2 separate regions of the Homo sapiens genome follow, and region 2 is linked to region 1. A link is an interaction called in ENCODE POLR2A ChIA-PET data of the cell type or tissue named here. Cell type or tissue: Caco-2. All regions are shown on one strand. Each heading gives the region's core, and the rest is flanking DNA. Links, peaks and the distances in the headings are about the cores only.

Region 1 (10,186 bases), core at 2,187-10,186:
TGCCGACGAAGGTCAAATTTCGATAGCAAGAGAGTAAAAAGGATATTTCCTCCAGAGGGAAGCACTCTCCCCGCAGTGGGAGCTGCAGCTGCCCCACACTCATCCTCCAGGATTAGGCCAAATCCCACAGCAGGCGGAGGGGTGGGGGGTCCCCAGTTAGGGCCCGGGGAATGTGGGAAGGGGTGGGCAGTACGGGGTGGACTGTACACACCTGACTGTGCCTGGACCTGGGAATGGGTCTCCTTCTTCCCTTCATTCAGCAAACACTTTGCTGCACCCCAGTTCTACCAGGCGTTGACCTGGGTGGGGATTTTGCGGGGAGGAGCAAGACTGGTAACAGCTGAACTGGATTGAGGGCCACACAGCATGCGATGGGGGCCGTGCAAGGAGACCCAGGAAATGATGGCGGTTTCTGCTGGGGAGGGAGACAGTGAGAGCAGGGGGTGGGGGGAGTTGCTTTTCAGTGAAAACCTTTCTGTACCATTGGAATTGCTTTTTAATTGTTGAAACTAGGTACATTTATTGACTTCTTTAAAACTGTGGTTCTCGGCCAGGCAAGGTGGCTCATGCCTGTGATCCCAGCACTTTAGGAGGCCGAGGCGGGTGGATCACCTGAGGTCAGGAGTTTGAGACCAGCCTGGCCAACATGGTGAAACCCCATCTCTACTAAAAATACAAAATTTAGCCAGACATGGTGGCACACACCTGTAATCCCAGCTACTTGGGAGGCTGAGGCAGGAGAATCGCTTGAAACCAGGAGGCAGAGGTTTCAGTGAGCTGAGATTGCGCCACTGCACTCCAGCCTGGGCAACAGAGTGAGACTCTGTCTCAAAACAAAACAAAACTAAAGCCGAGGCAGGCAGATTACTTGAGGTCAGGAGTTCGAGACCAGCCTGGCCAACACAGTGGAGCCCTGTCTTTACTAAAAATTCAAAAATTAGCTGGGCGTGGTAGCGCACGCCTGTAATCCCAGCTACTCGGGAGGCTGAGCCGAGAGAATCTGAGACTTTATCTCAAAAAACAAAACTAAACTAAACGATAGTTCTCAAAGTGTGACCCCCACTCCTTCCCCAGATCAGCAGCATCTGGGTAGCAATGCAAATTCCCAGATTCCACCCCAGACCCACTAAATACACAATTCTGGGGGGTAGGGTGTCCAGCATACAAGCCCACTAGATAACTCTGACATCTGCTACATCTTCAGAGCTACTGATTTAAAAAACACAACCAAGCCAGGTGCGGTGGCTCACGCCTGTAATCCCAACACTTTGGGAGGCCGAGGAGGGCAGATCACCTGAGGTTGTGAGTTCGAGACCAGCCTGACCAACGTGGAGAAACCTCGTCTCCCAGGCATGGTGGTGCATGCCTGTAATCCCAGCTACTTGGGAGGCTGACGCAGAAGAATCGCTTGAACCTGGGAGGCGGAGGTTGTAGTGAGCCAAGATCATGCCATTGCACTCCAGCCTGGGTGACAAGAGTGAAACTCCGTCTCAAAAAACAAAAACAAAAACAACAACAAAACACAACCAAAGCAGAACTTGCGTCTTGGTGCTCACAGTCTGGGGGAAGGAGACTATTCAGAGCATCCCTCTACTACAGAGACAGCCGCCAGAGCCTGTGAATGGGGCCCAGCCTGGAAGCCGACCTGGAATGGAGGACCTGAGGAGGCTGCCCAAGAATTGAGGCTTGAGTGACATCTGAAGGGCAAGTGGGTCTCAGCCACGTGGGAGGCGGTAGGAAGTGTGTCCCCGGGAGGTGGTAGGAAGAGTGTCCCCAGGAAGGAGTGGCCCATGGGAGGGGACTGAAGGGGCAGGGACCGAATGCCATGGGGCTGGAGGCAGGAGCACTGAGACAGGCACCTCTGTGCTTGGGTGTGGTGACTGTCCATCCACCCCTGTGTGTGCACATCTCAGTCACAGACATCCCCTGCTTCATGCACACCCAGAGCCTCTCCTGACCCTCAGAACTGCCGGGCTGACTAGGCTGTGGGAGTGGGCTCTTCCGTGGGACAGGCAGCGCACCTGGCCCTGAGCAACAACTTTCTCACTTTCCCCCCCTGTGACCCTGGGCCAGTCACTTCCACCTTCAGAGCCTCAGTGTCCACATCTGGAAAATGGGGCAAGAATGCCTTTGTGGAAGGGCTGCCAGGAGAAGGAAATGAGATCATGGCACCTGCACAGTAATCCACCCCTGGAAGCCATTCCTTCCTGATCTCTGTGCAGCAACAGCTGTTGTTTACAGAGCAGTAGAAACCATGCTCTGAGGTGGGTGTCATCATTCCTATGTGACTGGTTGGAAAAAGGAGGCTCAGAGAGAGTAATTTTGGTCATACAGGTTGAGCATCCCTAATTCAAAAATCTGAAACCTGAAATGGTCCAAAATCTGAAACTTTTTGAGCACTGACATGATGCCACAGTGGAAAATTCCACACCTGACATATTTGCTTTTCGTTTCTTTTCTTTCTTTCTTTCTTTTTTTTTTTTTGAGACGGAGTCTTTCTCTATTGTCCAGGCTGGAGTGCAGTGGAGCAATCATAGCTTACTGCAGCCTCGAACTCCTCGGCTCAAATGATCCTCCCTCAGCCTCCCAAGTAGCTGAGACTACAAGTGTGCACCACCACACCCGGCTACTTTTTTATTTTTTGTGGAGATGGGGTTTTGCCACGTTGTCCAGGCTGGTCTCAAACTCCTGGGCTCAAGTGATCCTCCTGTCTCAGCCTCCCAAAGTGCTAGGATCACAGGCATGAGCCACCGTACCTGGCTTTTTTTTTTTTTTTTGAGACAAGCTCTCACTCTGTCACCCAGGCTGAGTGCAATGGCGCAGTCTTGGCTCAGTGCAACCTCCTGGCTCAATCAATGTTCCTGCCTCAGCCTCCCGAGTAGCTGGAATTACAGGCAACCACCACCATGCTCGGCTAATTTTTGTTTTTGTTTTTGTTTTTTTTTTGAGATGGAGTCTCTCTCTGTCACCCAGGCTGGAGTGCAATGGTGTGATCTCCGCTCACTGCAGCCTCTACCTCCTGGGTTCAAGCAATTCTTCCACCTCAGCCTCCCAAGTAGCTAGGATTACAGGGGCGCGCCACCATGCCCAGCTAATTTTTGTATTTTTAGTAGAGATGGGTTTTCACCATGTTGGCTGGGTTCGTCTCAAACTCCTGACCTCAGGTGATCCACCTGCCTCGGCCTACCAAACTGCTGGGATTACAGGCGTGAGCCACTGTGCCTGGCTGGCCAATTTTTGTATTTTTTTGTAGAGATGGGGGTTTCACCATTTTGCTCAGGCTGGTCTTGAACCCCTGAGCTCAGGTGATTCACCGGCTTTGGCCTCCCAAAGTGCTGGGATTATAGGTGTGAGCCGCCACGCCCGGCCCCCTACTGTGCTGATGGTTCGGTATACACAAACTTTGTTTCATGCTCAAAATTATTTAAAATATTGTATAAAATTACCTTTAGGTTATGTATACAAGGTGTATGTGAAACATAAATTTTGAATTAGAAACATTTTGTATATGAAACATGAATTTTGTGTTTAGATGTAGGTCCTGTTTCTAAGATTACAAACTCTGAAAAATCTGAAATCTGAAACACTTCTGGTCCCAAGCATCTCAAATGGAGGCTACTCAGCCTGCAGCCCCTCCCCTCCACCGTGCGCCTCCCCCTCCCTCCCAGGTGCTGACTCCCCAGCCAGCAGCCTCCATCCCTTGGCTAGGGCTTCCCAAGTCAGAGTCACTGTCTTGATGCCACCAGAACCCTGCCTTATGTACAAAGCCAGCAAGAGGCAGAGTGCAGAGGTGGGCTCAGTGCTTTTTCTTTTCTTTTTTGAGATGGAGTTTCGCTCTTGTTGCCCAGGCTGGAGTGCAGTGGCTCAATCTCGGCTCACTGCAACCTCCGCCTCCCGGATTCAAGTGATTCTTCTGTGTCAGCCTCCCAAGTAGCTGGGATTACAGGCGCCCACCACCACGCCCGGCTAATTTTTGTATTTTTAGTAGAGACAGGGTTTCACCATGTTGGGCAGGCTGGTCTGGAACTCTTGACTTTAGGTGATCCGGCCGGCTCGGCTACCCAAAGGCTGGGATTACAGGCATGAGCCACCTCTCCCGGCCTTCTTTTTTTTTCTTTTGGGACGGAGTCTCCCTCTGTCACCCAGGCTGGAGCACAGTGGTGCAATCTTGGGTCACTGCAACCTCCACTTCCCAGGTTCAAGCGATTCTCCTGCCTCAGCCACCCAAGTAGCTGAGACTACAGGTGCCCGCCACCACGCCCGGCTAATTTTTGTATTTTCAGTAGAGTCAGGGTTTCACCATGTTGGCCAGGCTGGTCTCGAACTCCTGACCTCGGGTGATCCGCCTGCCTCAGCCTCCCAAAGTGTTGAGATTTCAGGGGTGAGCCACTGTGCCTGTCCTCAGTGCTTTCTTTTCTTTCTTTTTTTTTTTTTCTCTTGAGCCGGAGTCTTGCTCTGTCGCCCAGGCTGGAGTGCAGTGGTGCCATCTCCGCTCACTGCAAGCTCCGCCTCCTGGGTTCATGCCATTCTCCTGCCTCAGCCTCCCAAGTAGCTGGGACTACAGGCACCCACCATGCCCGGCTAATTTTTTGTATTTTTAGTAGAGACGGGGTTTCACCATGTTAGCCGGGATGGTCTCGATCTCCTGACCTCGTGATCCATCCACCTCAGCCTCCCAAAGTGCTGGGATTACAGGCGTGAGCCACTGTGCCTGGCCCGGCCTCAGTGCTTTTTCTATGGGCCCCTGTCACAGGCTAGAACCCAGGCAGACCAGGGAGGCCAGGCCCCAGCTGCTGCCATGCTGCCGGGAGCGGGGAGGGGAGGGCAGAGAGCTGGAGCATCAGAGCTCGCATAGGGGAATTAGCAGTATATGTGTCATTCTGACATGGGACATCAGGAATGTGGAATGGCCCCAGGAAGCGTGTGCCTGCCAGGGACGCTGGCAGGGAGGGGGTGCAGGGTGGGCAGCTGAGCCCCTCCCGGCCCCCAGGACCCACCAGGCAGCAGCTGCCCCTGTCACTCTGAGTGACCTGGGTCTGGTCTCCAATGTGCACATGGCCTTCTGGGAACCTGGGGTTCAGCCTAGCTCCTTCCTGGAGCCCCATTCTTGTGACCCTGGACCTCAGTTTCTCCATCGTTAAATGGGAAGAACAATCTTTATTTGGCAAGGCTGTGGCAGGGGAGAGCGTGGTTGGTTGAGCCTGGCACCGCAGCAGGCTCATGGTGGGAAATTGGAAAATGGGGCTGTTGTTCCACATCCCCTTAGAATACTGTCCTCACACACGATTCTAATCTCCCAGTCCTCTCCTTCCCAAGGTCAGGTCCAAGGGATCTGCTTCTCCTGTGATTGGCTGGACAGGCGGACACAGTCAGTGGACAGTGACCCCCCAATGGGAGGCTATACATTGGAGAGAGGGGCTCAGTCAGAATGTCCAGTGGCTTGGGAACCTTGGGAGGCCAAGGTGGGAGGATTGCTTGAGGCCAGGAGTTTGAGACCAGCTTGGACAACATAGCAAAACCCCATCTCTACAAAAACTAAAAAATAATTATCCATGTATGGTGGCATGCACCTGTAGTCCTACACACTTGGCAGGCTGAGGTGGGAGGGTTGCTTGAGCCCAGGAGTTTGAGGCAGCAGAGCCATGACCATGGCATTACTGCACTCCAATCCGGGCAACAGATCAAGACCTTGTCTCAAAAAAAAAAAAAGAAAAAGAAAGAAAGAGAGAGAAAGAAAGAAAGAAGAGAGAGAAAAAGAGAGGGAGAGAGAGAGAGGAAGGAAGGAAGGGAGGGAGGGAGGGAGGGAGGAGAGAGAGAAAGAGAGAAAGGAAGACAGAGAGGGGAGGGAAGGAGCAAAAGGAAAGGAAAGGAAGGAAGGAAAAGAAAGAGAAAAAGAAAGAAAGAGAGAGAGGGAGGGAAGAAGGAAGGAAGGAAGGAAGAAAAGAAGGAAGGAAGGAAGGAAAAAGAAAGTTGGTCAGTCTGGGGGCTTTCGGGAGTTAGTGGGGGTCTTTGAGAGCAGGAGGGAGCATAAACCCAGTCTGCTTTTGGAAGCTACCTCTGGAGCCACCTGCAGGGGAGGGAGCAAAAGGGAGGCTGGATACCTAGGGCTCGGAGGGGGGCACTCAGGGACACAAAAGCCCCAGCACCGGCTCCCAGGGAAGCACCGCAGCCCAACCCATGGGCCTCCGCATCACACCCTCCCCCAAGCCTATGTGCATCTGCACGTGCTTCCTCCTAAACCCTACGCCCCAGGAGGCAGGCGGGACAGGTGCACCCTACTCATGGGCAAAGACAGTATTATCAGAGAGGTGGCAGTGCTGGCCTCAGGAGCCACGCTGGACCGTGGAAGCGCATGAGGGAATAGGGTTGTTTTTTTTTTTTTTTTGCGACAGAGCCTTGCTCCCTAGCCCAGGCTGGCACGATCTCGGTTCACTGCAACCCTCGCCTCCCAGATTCAAATGATTCTCCTGCCTCAGCCTCCTGAGTAGCTGGGACTACAGGTGTGCCCCACTATGCCCGGCTAATTTTTGTATTTTTTAGTAGAGACAGGGTTTTGCCATGTTGTCCAGAATGGTCTCGAATTCTTGACCTCAGGTGATCCGCCCGCCTCGGCCTCCCAAAGTGCTGGGATTACAGGGGTGAGCTGCCGCACCTGGCCTGGAACAGGGTTCTTGAGGGAAGTAGTCAGGTGACTCCCTGGTTCCTGCCCTGGAGGAGGTACAGTTCTGGGGGTAAGATGAGTTCTGTGTGGGATACCGTCAGCTGGAGAGGCTATGCTGAGAGCTGGGAGGAGCCCAGAGTGAGGATAAACAATCATGAGCTGACGCTCAGTCTTCCAAGGAGGCCCCAGCCTCCAATCCCTCTGTCTGACCCCTCTGACCGCATATGCATTTTCAGCCACCACTCCCTGGGGGCAGACGGGGGCAATCCCGATGGCCTCCATGAAGGCTGTCCTGGTTGGGCAGTCCTGTCCCAGCCTGAGGCCTGTAAGGAAAAGGACAGGAGAGTGCCAAGTGCTGGGTCAGACACCATGCCTGGGCCCCCCATGGCCCACTCAAGGCTCAGGGGCTGGGGAGTAGCAGTACGTGCCAGGATGGGGCCAGGGAAGGAGGTTCCAGGCTCAGAGCCTTGAGAAGCTGCTCACTCTGAGGAGCTCTGAGTACAGGGCTGTGACGGCTCCTCAGTGGAAGACCAGGCAGGCAGGGACAGCTGCAGCCCAGGCGGGCGGCAACCAGCTGCTGCCCGGGAGACTGGCCAGGGCGGGGCGGGCATGGCCTCCACAAGCCCCCAGCCTGAGCCGGCAGAGCGTGGGAGCGGGCCGCGGCCTAAGGCTGGCTCTCAGATTTTCATGCTGTGTTAACGGTCAGCTTGGTTAATGCTGAGCAGATGGGGGAGGGGGGCTGCCAGCTCCCTTGGGGACAGCTGCAGGGCACACATGCACACACACACATGTGCAGAGGGTACAGGAGTCCCACCGTGTATAGTGCAATGCGGACTCAGCCCATTAATACTCATTCACACTGTCGCAGACACAAGATGGGGCTGGTGGGACAGGCGGACCCAGATAGGCACACACTGGCTCCTGGGGCAGTGGAGGTGGCGGAGCCCATGGCCTGGTCCAGTGCCCTCAGTCCGTGTCCTGTAGGCAGAACTCTGCTGGAGGGATCCCTCCACCTCACCCCACTCCATGTTGCTCAGGGAAGACCCAGGCACACAGAGCTTTATTTCAAAAAAATAATTTATAAAACGCCATTTGCTCCTGTTTTCGGCAGGCTTCCAGCTTCTCTGGGCTCAGGGGCCAATGCTCCCGTCAAGACGCTGGGGCAGCAGCAGCAGGGGGAGGTGTGGGGAAAGGGGGTTCAGAGGCCCAGAACCTCCTGCTGGTATTGGGAGGCAGGAGGTTTAGCATAGCAGCTCTCCAGCCAGGCTCAGCCAAACCCGGGATGGGGACTAAGCGCCAAGGTCCAAGAAGCCGAGCAGAACCCTGACATTTGGGCCATCAGGACACAGGCACGGCAGCTCCAAGGGCAAGGGCACGGCCCTTGGACACGGCACAGCAACTCTGGGCCAGGGGCCCCATGCTATCAAGGTCGAGCACTGTGTCAGGCTGTGGCTGAGCCCCAAGGCCCAAGGCCACCAGCCTATGTGCCTGCACAGCCTTGAGCCTTGCTCATGTCTGCACCCCAGACCCGAAGGGGAAGGAGCTGGATCCCAATGGCAGGGGGTCGTGGCTGAAGACAGAATCGCTGGAGGAGCAGGTGCTGCTGGCGTCCCCACCAGAGGGGGAATAGGGTCCGAAGGTCAGGCGGAGGTCGAGGTACTGTGGGGAACGGAGCTGGTCAGCCTCTGCAGCGCCCGGGATGGGACGGGGCGCATGTCCACGCGGTCAGGCCAGATGAGGCCTGGAGGGGAGCAGGCAGAGGGAGGTGGTGGGTGGGAGGGGCTGTACCTCCTCAGAGACGGCCAGCAGGACCTTGTCCAGCGCCTCCACCAGCTGCTTGAAGGTAGGCCTCTGGGAGGGCGCTGCGTGCCAGCACTCACGCATCAGCCCGTACCTGCGAGAGGTGGGGCGGAGGGTCACAGGGAGCCTCAGGCCTTCAGGAGGAAGGGGAGGACCGGGGGTTCTCTGGGTGGGGAGGAGTTTGGTGGGGAGTTTGATGAGGGATAGGAGGGTCATCAGTAGAAGCCAGGCCAGGACACTCCACTAGGCTGAGGAGGAGGAAGAGGAGGAGGAGGAAGAGGAGCAGGAGGAGGAGGAGGAAGAGAAGGAGGAGGAAGAGAAGGAGGAGGAAGAGGAGCAGGAGGAGAAGGAGGAAGAGGAGGAGGAGGAAGAGGAGGAGGAGGAAGAGGAGGAGGAGGAAGAGAAGGAGGAGGAAGAGGAGCAGGAGGAGAAGGAGGAAGAGGAGGAGGAGGAAGAGGAGGAGGAGGAAGAGGAGGAGGAAGAGGAGGAGGAGGAAGAGGAGGAGGAGGAAGAGGAAGAGGAGGAGGAGGACGAGGAGTTGTTGTTAGTGTTGTCCTTCTGGCCGGGACACACCCTGAGGCCATGGTCAGGGCAGAGGAGGAGGAGGACTGGAAAGTGGGGTCGAGGGCAGGGTGAGGCCTCACAGCTCTGGGGGGCAGTGTGGGGGTCGGTCCATCCGATGTCCCTCCCGCAGCAGCGAGAACAGCTCCTCCACCGGGATGCCAGGATACGGGGAGCCCCCGAGGGTGAAGATCTCCCATAGCAGGATCCCAAAAGACCACCTGGAGGTAGGGCCAGGGCTCAGTGTGGCTCAGCGCCCTCCCGACGACCGGGGCTAGGACGGGGGACCCCACAGACATGACCCACCACAGCTGTTGGGGAATGGGCTCCTCCTGGAGTCTGGGCCCACTCGGGTCCCAGACCAAATCTGAAGGAGCCCTCGAGCGCATGACTCCTGGGGCCACGTGACTTTGGGCAGTGCCTTGCCCTTTTTGTGGGGTAGGACAGTGACCGCCGGCAGGACTCACACGTCACTCTGGTGTGTGTACACCCGGTCAAACAAGGCCTCGGGCGCCATCCACTTCACAGGCAGGCGGCCCTGGAGGGGAGAGAGGGCCTCAGTGCAGAGTCCCACAGGTCCTCGTGCCTGCCACCCCGGGCCCAGTGCCCCTCCACCCCCATCCAGTTCTGCCCCATCTCCCTCACGTTGCTGGTTTTCTTATAGTAGTCAATGTGGTGGACGCCGCGGGCCAGCCCAAAGTCAGCAATCTTCATCACATTGTCCTCAGTCACCAGCACATTGCGGGCAGCCAGGTCCCGGTGGATACACTGCAGGGAGCGGGGGCTTGGGTGCCTCAGGACACCTGGCCTGGAGTTGAGCACACACCACCCCCCAGCAGGCCCGGGGGCAGGGGCCCTCCACCCACTTTACAGAGGAGGAGGTCAAGGTTTAGAAACGGGGAGTGCCTTCTCCTGCGTCCCCTCTCCCCTCTGGGGAAGGGTGAGGAACGAGTGGGGAATGCAGGAAAGCGTGAATGCCTGGGGACACTGAGGTGGGGTCATGAAAAAGAGCAGAGAGGGAGAAGTCGGGACATTGAATGCCACAGGCCTGAGAGTGGAGCTGGAGAGACTGAGAGGGGCTCAGAGCCCTAGCGCCTGTACCTTCCGGGACTCCAGATACTGCATGCCTCGGGCCACCTGGTAGGCGCAGGAGACCAGGACTGG
Region 2 (10,186 bases), core at 826-8,825, 61 kb after region 1:
TGTGGTGGCGCGTGCCTGTAGTCCCAGCTACTTCAGAGGCTGAGGCAGGGGAATCGCCTGAACCCAGGAGGTGGAGGTTGCAGTGAGCTGAGATCGTGCCACTGCACTCCAGTTAGCCAGGCGTGGTGGTGTGTGCCTGTAGTCCTAGCTACTTGGGAGGTTGAAGTGGGAGGATCACTTGAGCTTGGGAGGTTGAGGCTGCAGTGAGCCGTGACTGCACCACTGCACTCCAGCCTGGGTAACAGAGCCAGGTCCTGTCTCACAAATAGACAGATAGAGAAATAGAAAGGAGGGAAACCAGGGATAAATAAATAAATAATAAGGGAAACCAGGGGATGAGTCCAGTAAATTTTGAGAAGAGATAAACAAGGACCTTCCTGACCTGTGGCTACTATAATAGGAGGTAGCAGTCTATAGAGTAAACTCTTATTTATTGAGCATCTACTAGGAATTGAAATTTTACCTCACAATACCCTTAAGAAGTAGGCATTATCTCTACTTTATGGGGGAAGTTCACAGAGGTTAAGTGACTTGGCCAAACTCACCCGATCAGTAAGACACACAGCCAGCTTTGAGCCCTAGTCTGCTTAACTTCTCTTCCCATGATGAGATGGTACTCCTGAGGGATTGGGGGTTGCTTCAGCATAATGCTCATATTATTTCTGAGCCAAAAAGCACATGTGATCACCTCTCAATCACAGCAGACATTTGGAAAGGTGTTCCTTCTGCTTATTTATGCAAAACATTCAAGTGCTGAACTTAGTTCTTTTCCTTGGCCCTCAAGAAAGCAAGCAGCCTGGCTTCTTTCCATTTTCTCTTGTCTTGCTCTAACAAACCACTAGGCGGTAATATGTAATACCAGCTCCATTACTGAGTCCCTACTATGTGCCAGGCTCTGAATTGGGTGCTTTTTATAAATCTGCCCTCAATTTTAGTTCTAAAAAATCCTGAAAGGTAGTTGATATTACCATCCTCATTTTTATAGAGGAAGAAATCAAGGCTTTGTGAAGTAATAGACTTGCCCGAGTCACACAACAGGGCCAGGATTTGAAGCCAAGACAGTCTGACTTGTTCACCACACCAACCTGCTGGCTGGCTTCATCATGAAGCAAGTGGGCTCAATATGGCAGCTGTATTACCTGATCTGAGTCTAGCTTCTTCGTTTCCCCCTTTAATGTCTCCATTCCATGGATTGCTAGGTATCTCTTCACTTTGTTGGCATGTTTTTTGCTCTGCAAAAACCCAGGAGAAAGATCAAAGATAGCCAAATGCTACTTCATACTTAAGGCACTCAAAAACACTTATGAGATTTTCATCTGATTCATCCTCACAAAAAGTTTTGAGGAGGAGGTGAGGGAAGTTTGAGTTCCTGCTCTGTGCAAGGCATTTTACAGCTACCAAATTTAATCTTCACAATCTATGAGAAAATTATGACCATTTCTATTTTATGGATGAGGAAACTACATCTAAAAATGATGAAGTTTCTTGCTCAAGATGAGTAGCAGAGTTTTGATTTAAAGTCAGATCTATTTAAAGCCAAAGCTCATACTTTATGCTATGCCAAGCTGCAAGGGAAGATACACATATAATGATCCTGATTTGGATGGGGGAGATGAGACTCAAGGAGATTAAGTCAATCTTCAAGTCACAAGCCAACATGCATGGAGGCAACATCTGGGTGGCTAAGCAGCAATTACACTTCACCATGCAAGCCAGAGAGAATTAGTGGTTTGGCACCAGGTCTGAAAAGAAACGCAGTTCTAAAAGTATGATGGCATACCTGGTAATGTGCCAGCTTCTGGGACTCAGAAATAAGCAAGGCGCAGCAAACCTTACACTGGGTGTTGGTGAAGAGACATTGGTTCTTCTGGATCATGTGCTCCACTATAGAGGGGAAAACAAGAAATCATTGAGTTGACAAACACTACCTCAACAGCACTGCCTTTGAACCCTGCCTCAAACACAGGCACTGAATGATGGGATGCCATACTAGGACACTGGCAGACCTCAGCCAGCCTTTCCTACTGCCACCGTGACTCATGCTGTGTTCTCACACCACCTACACTATTACTTATTTTATAATTTTATGTATGCCAACTTTCTTTACTTAGGAACTTCTTTTAAAAAGGAATCTTTAGATCATAAACTTAAGCAGATACCAATAAAAATAAATATGATAAAAATGAGGCTTGGAGCATTCCCCAGGAAGAAGAGAACAGCAACTGTGCTGAGAGGTTTTAAGATATGGTAGCACCCAACTGAAACTTCTTCCCAGATAGAATCAGGAGGACTGAAAGACTCGAAAAAGGAATACTTTTCTCATTGTTCTTGATCTGACTTTGAAACATTTAAAATCACATAACAGGGTGGGGCGTGGTGGCTCACGCCTGTAATCCTAGCACTTTGGGAGGCCGAGGTGGGCAGATCACCTGAGATCAGGAGTTCGAGACCAGCCTGGCCAACATGGTGAAACCCTGTCTCTACTAAAAATACAAAAATTAGCCAGGTGTGGTGGCAGGCACCTATAATCCCAGCTACTCGGGAGGCTGAGGCAGGAGAATTGTTTGAACCCAGGAGGCAGAGGTTGTAGTGAGCTGAGGTTGTGCCACTAACTCCAACTTGGGTGACAGAGCTAGACTCTGTCTCTAAATAAATAAATAAAATAAAATCACATAACGTATTATATAAGTGCCACACTATATGAAACATGGTATTAACCTGTGCTTAAATTATTGTGCCTGGAGAACAGTCTTACCTTTTTGAGAAGAGAAGAGGAGGTAAAATCTCTCCCAAGGCATAAGTTCATTTTTGTTTGTTTTTTTTTTTTTTGAGAGGGAGTCTCGCTCTGTCACCCAGGCTGGAGTGCAGTGGCATGATGTCGGCTCACTGCAAGCTCCGCCTCCCAAGTTCACACCATTCTCCTGCCTCAGCCTCCCGAGTAGTTGGGATTACAGGCACCCACCACCACGCCCAACTAATTTTTTTGTATTTTTAGTAGAGACGGGGTTTCATCGTGTTAGCCAGGATGGTCTCGATCTCCTGACCTCGTGATCCACCCACCTTGGCCTTCCAAAGTGCTGGGATTACAGGCGTGAGCCACCGCGCCCGGCCAAGGCATGAGTTCTATCATGGCGCTGGCAATGTGAGGCAGAGGCAGAGGCAGAGTCTAAAACTGGGAGAGGAGGGCAGGCCCACATTTTTAATCTCCTGGTCTCAGCCAAAAAGTGGTCAAGGCTAGGCACAGTGGCTCACACCTGTAATCCCAGCATTTTGGGAGGCTGAGGTGGGAGGATGGGTTGAGCCCAGGAGTTTGAGACCAGCCTGGGCAAGATGGTGAGACTCTGTCTCTACATAGAAACAAACACACCAACAAACCAAAAACTAGCCGGGGGTGGTGGCACATGCCTGTGGTTCCAGCTTCATGGGAGGCTAAGGCTGAGACAGAGACAGAAGGATTGCTTGAGCTCAGGAGGTCAAGGCTATGGCAAGCCATGTTAGTGCCACTGTACTCCAGCCTGGATAACAGAGCAAGCCCCTGTCTTAAAAAAAAAAAAGTCGATGCCCTGGAAGAGGTTCTTGGTGGGGAGCTTTTAAGATGTCTCTCCTTAATCCACAAAATCTAAAGCTTACCTATGTCAGCCCTTTTAGGCAGAAGGGCTGTATTTCTGCCCCTAATGATCTCTTTTTATTTCTGCATTTTTCTTTTAAATGGTAAATTTTTGTGAAAGACCTTGCCTGTCTTAGCTATGCTCTGAAAAACCAAGAGAAATGACTCTATAAACAAAATTGGCCCAGAACTTTTAAAAGAGGGTCAGAGGTGGCCAGGCACGATTGGTAATGCCTGTAATCTTAGCACTTTGGGAGGCCAAGGTGGGTGGATCATCTGAGGTCAGGAGTTTGAGACCAGCCTGGCCAACATGGTAAAACCCCATCTCTACTAAAAATACAAAACTAGCCGGGTGTGGTGAAGCATGCCTGTAATCCCTGCTACTTGGGAGACAGAGGCAGGACAATCACTTGAACCTGGGAGGCAGAGGTTGCAGTGAGCCGAGATTGTGCCATTGCACTCCAGCCTGAGCAACAGCAAAACTCGGACACACACACACACACACACACACACACACACACACACAAGAAGAAGAAGAAAAAAGAAGAAAAAAAAGAGGGTCAGAGGCTTCTCACAATAAGAAACCCACATGGGGAAGGTAATACCCAGGGGTCAGAGTTCAGTCATCACTTCCTCACCTGGAGATTGTGGATTTTGTTTTGTTCAAGAGATGAGGTTTCAAGCATATTCAGAATCAGACTCCCAAACCCACAGCAAGGGCAGGTAAGCACCTGCTAAATAAATGTACCTCTCTGCTGGAATGCACTCTCTGGCCTTAGAGAGTACATTCACATAGTCCACACAAATATATTTATAATACGTGCTTTGTGTCAACACTGCACTTAGTGCTGGGGGCCATACCAACAAAGAAGATGGGGTATAAAGTAAAAAATAAGCAAGACAATGACAGAGAATTAGAAATGCTATGAAAACAAGCAGAGTACGGGGTAGAGAATGACGGGGCAGGAGAGTTAGTAAAGACCATCACAGGGCCGGTTGTGGTGGCTCACACCTATAATCCCAGAAACTCAACAGGCTGAGGCAAGAGGATTGCTTCAGCCCAGAAGTTTCAGACTGTCCTGGGCAACACAGGGAGAGCCACATCTCTACAAAAATTAAAAAACACACACACACAAAAAAAAAAAACGTAGTTGGGCATGGTGGCGCATGCCTGTAGTCTTAGCTATTCAGGAGGCTGAGGTGGGAGAATCCCTTGAGCCTAGAAGTTTGAAGCTTCAGTGAGCCGTGAATGTGCCACTGCACTCCAGCCTAGGCAACAGAGAAAGACTTTGACTCTGAAAATTTAAAAAAAAAAAAAAAAATCATCATGGGGAAGTGTCAGCCACAAGGCTTACAGGAAAAGAGTGTTCCAACCTGAAACAGTATTAAGTCTGTGAGGCAGGGATGAGTTTGGCATATTCCATGTTCAAAGAATGGAGAGAAGCCCACTATGCCTGGAATATGGTGAATGAGAGAAGAATGGTAGGAAATTAAGTTGGAGAGACAGCATGAGGCCTAGTAGATGATGTTGAATGAATATAAGGCTCCATAAGCCACAGTATGAACTACGGATTTTATTGTTAGTGTAATGAGAGGTGACAAGATCTGGTTTGCCCTTGAAAAGATTACTCTGACAGTTGTTGTCAACAGACTGTATGGGGACAAGAATGGAAGCAGAAAGAACAAGGAGAAGGCTGCTGTAGTCTTCAGAGAATAGATGATGGAAGCTTGGACTAGGCAGGTTGTCAGTGGAGATGGAGAAAAGTGAATGAATTTGGAATTATGTTCCGGCAATAGGTTTGACATCTGATTTCTTAGACTGGATGTGGGGGTGGGAGTGAAGGAAGGAAAGGAGTCAAGGATAACTCCTAGGTTTTGAACTTGAACAAGTGAATAGATTAGAACTAGGGGAAGATAGCCTTGGAGGAAAAATTAAAGACTTTTCGTTATGTGAGTGTGAGTAGTCTATCAGATATATAGGTGGAGATGAGTTGGAGATTCAGATCTGTCAGTCACTTGAAGCTCAAGGGGGAGGTCAGAGCTGGAGATATAAATGGGGAATCATTGGTATATCAATCATATTGAACACTGTGGGGCTGGAAGAGATTGCCTAGCGTAGATGAAGAAGGAAAGAGGTTCAGAGACTGAGCCTTGGGACCCTCCCAATTTTGAAGTCAGGCAGAGGAAGCGAAGTTGAATATAAAACAAAGTGAGTACAGGGTGGAACTTCTGGCCAAGGCAGAGTGAGGAGATCTCCTGCAGAAGCAACAATAAAACAGGACAAAACTGACAAAACCGGACAAAACTGACAAAACCAACCACTTCAGCACTCTGGAAGTTAACCAAAGGGACTTAACAATCCGAGAGCAATTTTGTGCTTGCAAAACTGCTGAACTTCAGGTAAGAACAGTAGGAATCAGCGGCTTTTTTTTTTCCCCAGATGGGGAAAAACAAACAAACAAACAAAACCTCAGGGTTTCCCAGGCTGCAGTGCCCACACTGGAGTGCAGTGGCATAATGTCAGCTCACTGTAGCCTCAATTTCCCAGGCTCAGGTGAGGCTGCTCTCAGCCCTTCCTGCAATCGGTGTAGAAACTCTGGCAAGAAGGTGCTAGCCATGAAAACAAATAGCTTCCATACAGAAGGAAGGAAATCACTTGATTTCCTTTACATGTAGCAATATTGTTGATGGAAATGATGATCTCCAAGGCAGTAAGCAGGAAGAGTGAAAGGCTTCACTGGCCGGAGGTGTGCTCATGGTTGGGGCAAGTGTGTTCCTGGCTGAGACTGTGTGACAGCGGAGACCTGAGAGGGCCCAAGTTAGCCACATACTCATGGCCACCCTGAGGCTGCGTACACACACAAAAGAGATGCAAAAGGACCTCGTGGGAAGGGTAGATCTCAAAATGACTTGAACTTTGATTATGCTTCCCTACCAACACACAGATCCAACAATACAAAATCAAGGGCTTATAGGCTCCAGGTGTTTAGAACAAGATCTTGTTGAATCCCTAGTTAATCTGACCACTAAGCAACATAAACACATTAAAGTAGAAATTATAAAAGGGAACCAAATTGGGAATGTTTGCTTTTAAAGCCTTTGCCCACCATGTAAGCAGTCTGACTGCTCTGAGGCCACCAAGCTGTGAGAAACCCCAGACTATTTCATGCATCAAGACCACATGGAGAGTTCCTGACACCACATGAAAAGAGAGATGTCTGGCCAGCCCCCAGAGGCTCCACCCCGCTGTTGTTTCAGCTCTAGCTCCCAGATGCTCCATTTCCCTGCTGTTTCAACTTGAGCCACCATCTGACTGCAACTGCATAAGAGACCCTGAATCAGAACTATCCAGCCAAGCCTTTCCCAAATTCCTGGCCCACAAAAACTGAGAGGTTTATGAGGTTGGAGGAAGCTAAGGCCCACAGAGGGAAAAAAAAAAAAAACTTGGATAAAATTGTCAATTAGGCCGGGTGCGGTAGCTCACGCCTGTAATACCAGCACTTTGGGAGGCAGAGGCGGGCGGATCACGAGGCCAGGAGTTCAAGACCAGCCTGGCCAACATAGTGAAACCCTGTCTCTACTAAAAATACAAAAAAGTTTAGCCCCAGGGCATGGTGGCAGGTGCCTGTGTCCCAGCTACTTGGGAGGCTGAGGCAGGAGAATCGATTGAACCCAGGAGGCGGAGGTTGCAGTGAGCCGAGATCATGCCACTGCACTCCAGCCTGCGCGACACAGTGAAACTGTCTCAAAAAAAAAAAAAAAAAAAAAAGTCAATTAGCCGGGTGTGATGGTAAGGCACTTGTAATTCCAGTTACTCGGGAGGCTGAGACAGGAGAACTGCTTGAACCCGGGAGGCGGAGGCTGCAGTCAGCCAAGATTGCGCCATTGCACTCCAGCCTGGGCAACAGGAGTAAAACTCTGTCTCAAAAAAAAAAAAAAATTGTCAAAATTCTGAGATGGCAGCCTGACTACACATCCTTTTTGCCATGATATCTGCACACAACTTTAATCCAACTACCAACTATCTCTCCAGGGTGCAAAAGATTTGATATGGAAAATGAGGTGCTTTTCATTCATTCACTGGAGAGGCAGGGCGTGGTGGCTCAGCCTGTAATCCCAACACTTGGGAAGGCCAAGGCAGGTAGATTGCTTGAGGCCAGGAGTTTGAGACCAGCCTCGCCAACATGGCAAACCCCCGTCTCCACCAAAAATAAAAAAATTAGGCAGGCATGGTGCTATGTGCCTATAATCCCAGCTACTTGGGAGGCTGAGGCACAAGAATCACTTGAACCCAGGAGGTGGAGGTTGCAGTGAGCCAAGATCGTGCCACTACACTTGAGCCTGGGCGACAGAGTAAGACTCCATCTCAAAAAAAAAAAAGAAAAGAAAAGAAAAGAAAAAGAAAATCACTAGAGAGGCTGAAAGTATGATACTAGGTTGGGCCTCCAGAAACATCTCCAGGAATAATGCATACATGTTCCAATAGGTGACCTACAGTCTCTGAGGCTCCTTCACAGCTCTGCTGGAAGCAAGATGCTTTGACTGTAACAACTTCTCTCTCAACCTATGAAGCTGGACAACGGATGCTGGAAAACTGATGTAGTTCCATGACCTTTTTTGACAGCAACAATAGCCAAGAGGCACAGAAGTATGGTCTTTACTGCATTTCTGCATTCTACATCCTATGAGATGTTACGTATTCACAGGATTTAATTTATATCCACATGATAGCCAAGTAAAAGATGTATGGGGCAGAGGCTGAGAGATGCCATCTAGAGTATGAAGCACAGGGCTGCTTTTCACAGGGTCGATGAAGTAGGAACACAGAGAACTTTTGTGGGACAGCAAGATAATTAATAAACTTAACAAATTTAAGGGTTGGGTGTGATGGTTCATGCCTATAATCCCAGCACTTTGGGAGGCTGAGGTGGAAGGACCGCTTGAGCCCAGGAGTTCAAGAACCAGCCTGGGCAACATAGTGGGACCCTGTCTTTACAAAAAACCAAAAAAGATTAGCTGAGTGTCGTGGTGCACACCTACAGTCCCAGCTACTTGGTAGGCTGAGGTGGGAGGATCGTTTGAACTTGAGCCCAGGAGGTCAAGGCTGCAGTGAAGTGAGCTGTGATCACACCACTGCACTTCAGCCTCCATCCTGGGTGACACTGCAAGACCTTGTCTCAAAATTAAAAAAAAAAAAAAGAAAGAAAGGAAATTTAAGCCAGGTGTGGTAGCCTGCATGCACTTGTAGTCCCAGCTATTCAGGAGGCTGAGGTGGGAGGATCATTTGAGCCAGGAGTTCGAGACCAGCTTAGACAACATGGTGAAACCCCATCTCTATAAAAAACTACAAAAAATTAGCTGGGTATGGTGGTGCACACTTGTTATCCCTGCTACTCAAGTGGCTGACGTGGGAGGATCACCTGAGTTTGGGAGCTCGAGGCTACAATGAGCCAGGATTGCACTGCTATGCTCCAGCCTTGGTGAGGGAGTGAGACCCTGTCTCAAAAATGACTTGCTATTCCTTAGGCCTACATGTGACCTTAGAATCTACAATTGAGCTCTGTATAAATTCATCAACTGGGCCAGGTGCGGTGGCTCACGCCTGTAATCCTAGCACTTTGGAAGGTCGAGGTGGGTGGATCACGAGGTCAGGAGATCGAGACCATCCTGGCTAACATGGTGAAACCCCATCTCTACTAAAAATACAAAAAATTAGCCATGTGTGGTGGCGGGTGCCTGTAGTCCCAGCCACTCAGGAGGCTGAGGCAGGAGAACGGCGTGAACCCAGGAGGCGGAGCTTGCAGTGAGCAGAGATCATGCCACTGCACTCCAGCCTGGGCTACAGAGTGAGACTCCATCTCAAAACAAAACAAAAACAAAAACAAAACAAAACAAAACAAAAAAATTCGTCAACTGACTGAAGGTGATCCTTAGGAAGATGAAACCTATTTACTACCCAGCTTATTAGGAGGCAAAGGGTTTTTAGGTATAGCTATAGTCAGAAAGCAGAAAATAAAAGATCCTAGGGCTGGGTCAGTGGCCCACGCCTGTAATCTGACACTCTGGGAGACTGAGGCTAGAGGATTGCTTGATGCCAGGAGTTTGAGACCAACACAGGCAGCAAAGTGAGACCTCATCTTTACAAAAAAAATTAAAAAATTATCCAGGTGTGGTGGCACACGCCTGTAGTGCTGGTTACTAGGGAAGCTGACATGGGGGAAATCACTTGAGTCTAGCAGTTCGAGGCTCTGGTGAGCCATAATTGCGCCACTGCACTTCAGCTGGGTGACAGAGCAAGATCCCCCATCTCAAAAGCAAAAACCCCTCAAACAATCATAGGAAAGGGAGGTTGGGTATAATCTACCCATGGATGAGAATGGTTAGACAATGTAGTATTTTAATGGGCAGTATGGCCTAAAAGAATGAACAAGACGGTCCTATTAAGTCTACTTAGCACTGGTACTTCCATTTTGTGAGTCCATACTGTGTTTTTGTTTTTAATTTAATTTTTTAGAGTCAGAGTCTCATTATGTTGCCTAGGCTGAATTCAGACTCCTGGCCTCAAGTGATCCTTCTGCA

Evidence for each region. ChIA-PET counts read pairs that join two places held together with the same protein. Peaks named below come from ENCODE experiments on the same cell type or tissue, not always from the same donor. Only the 100,000 strongest peaks of a DNase experiment are listed, where the experiment ranks them.
Region 2: POLR2A ChIA-PET joins it to region 1 with 5 read pairs; 5 of 35 experiments call an interaction of 5 or more read pairs at or near these places.

The regions. Positions count from the first base shown.
Region 1 is chr5:177,095,661-177,105,846 of GRCh38, reverse strand. It overlaps FGFR4 (fibroblast growth factor receptor 4), which reads right to left. Exons shown (of 18, transcript NM_213647.3): 13 at 10,124-10,186; 14 at 9,668-9,790; 15 at 9,490-9,560; 16 at 9,106-9,243; 17 at 8,450-8,555; 18 at 7,703-8,320. The coding sequence ends at 8,171. Among named protein-coding and RNA genes, the nearest start is that of FGFR4, 14 kb to the right of the region's middle. In Caco-2, for the core only: no CTCF peak of the experiment used is centred there; DNase peaks (open chromatin) are centred at 3,697, 6,196, 8,536, 9,596 and 2 weaker places.
Region 2 is chr5:177,032,824-177,043,009 of GRCh38, reverse strand. ZNF346 (zinc finger protein 346) reads right to left here. Exons shown (of 7, transcript NM_012279.4): 2 at 1,781-1,884; 3 at 1,140-1,232. Among named protein-coding and RNA genes, the nearest start is that of ZNF346, 15 kb to the right of the region's middle. RefSeq lists a silencer at 4,271-4,320. In Caco-2, for the core only: a CTCF peak has its summit at 840; no DNase peak of the experiment used is centred there.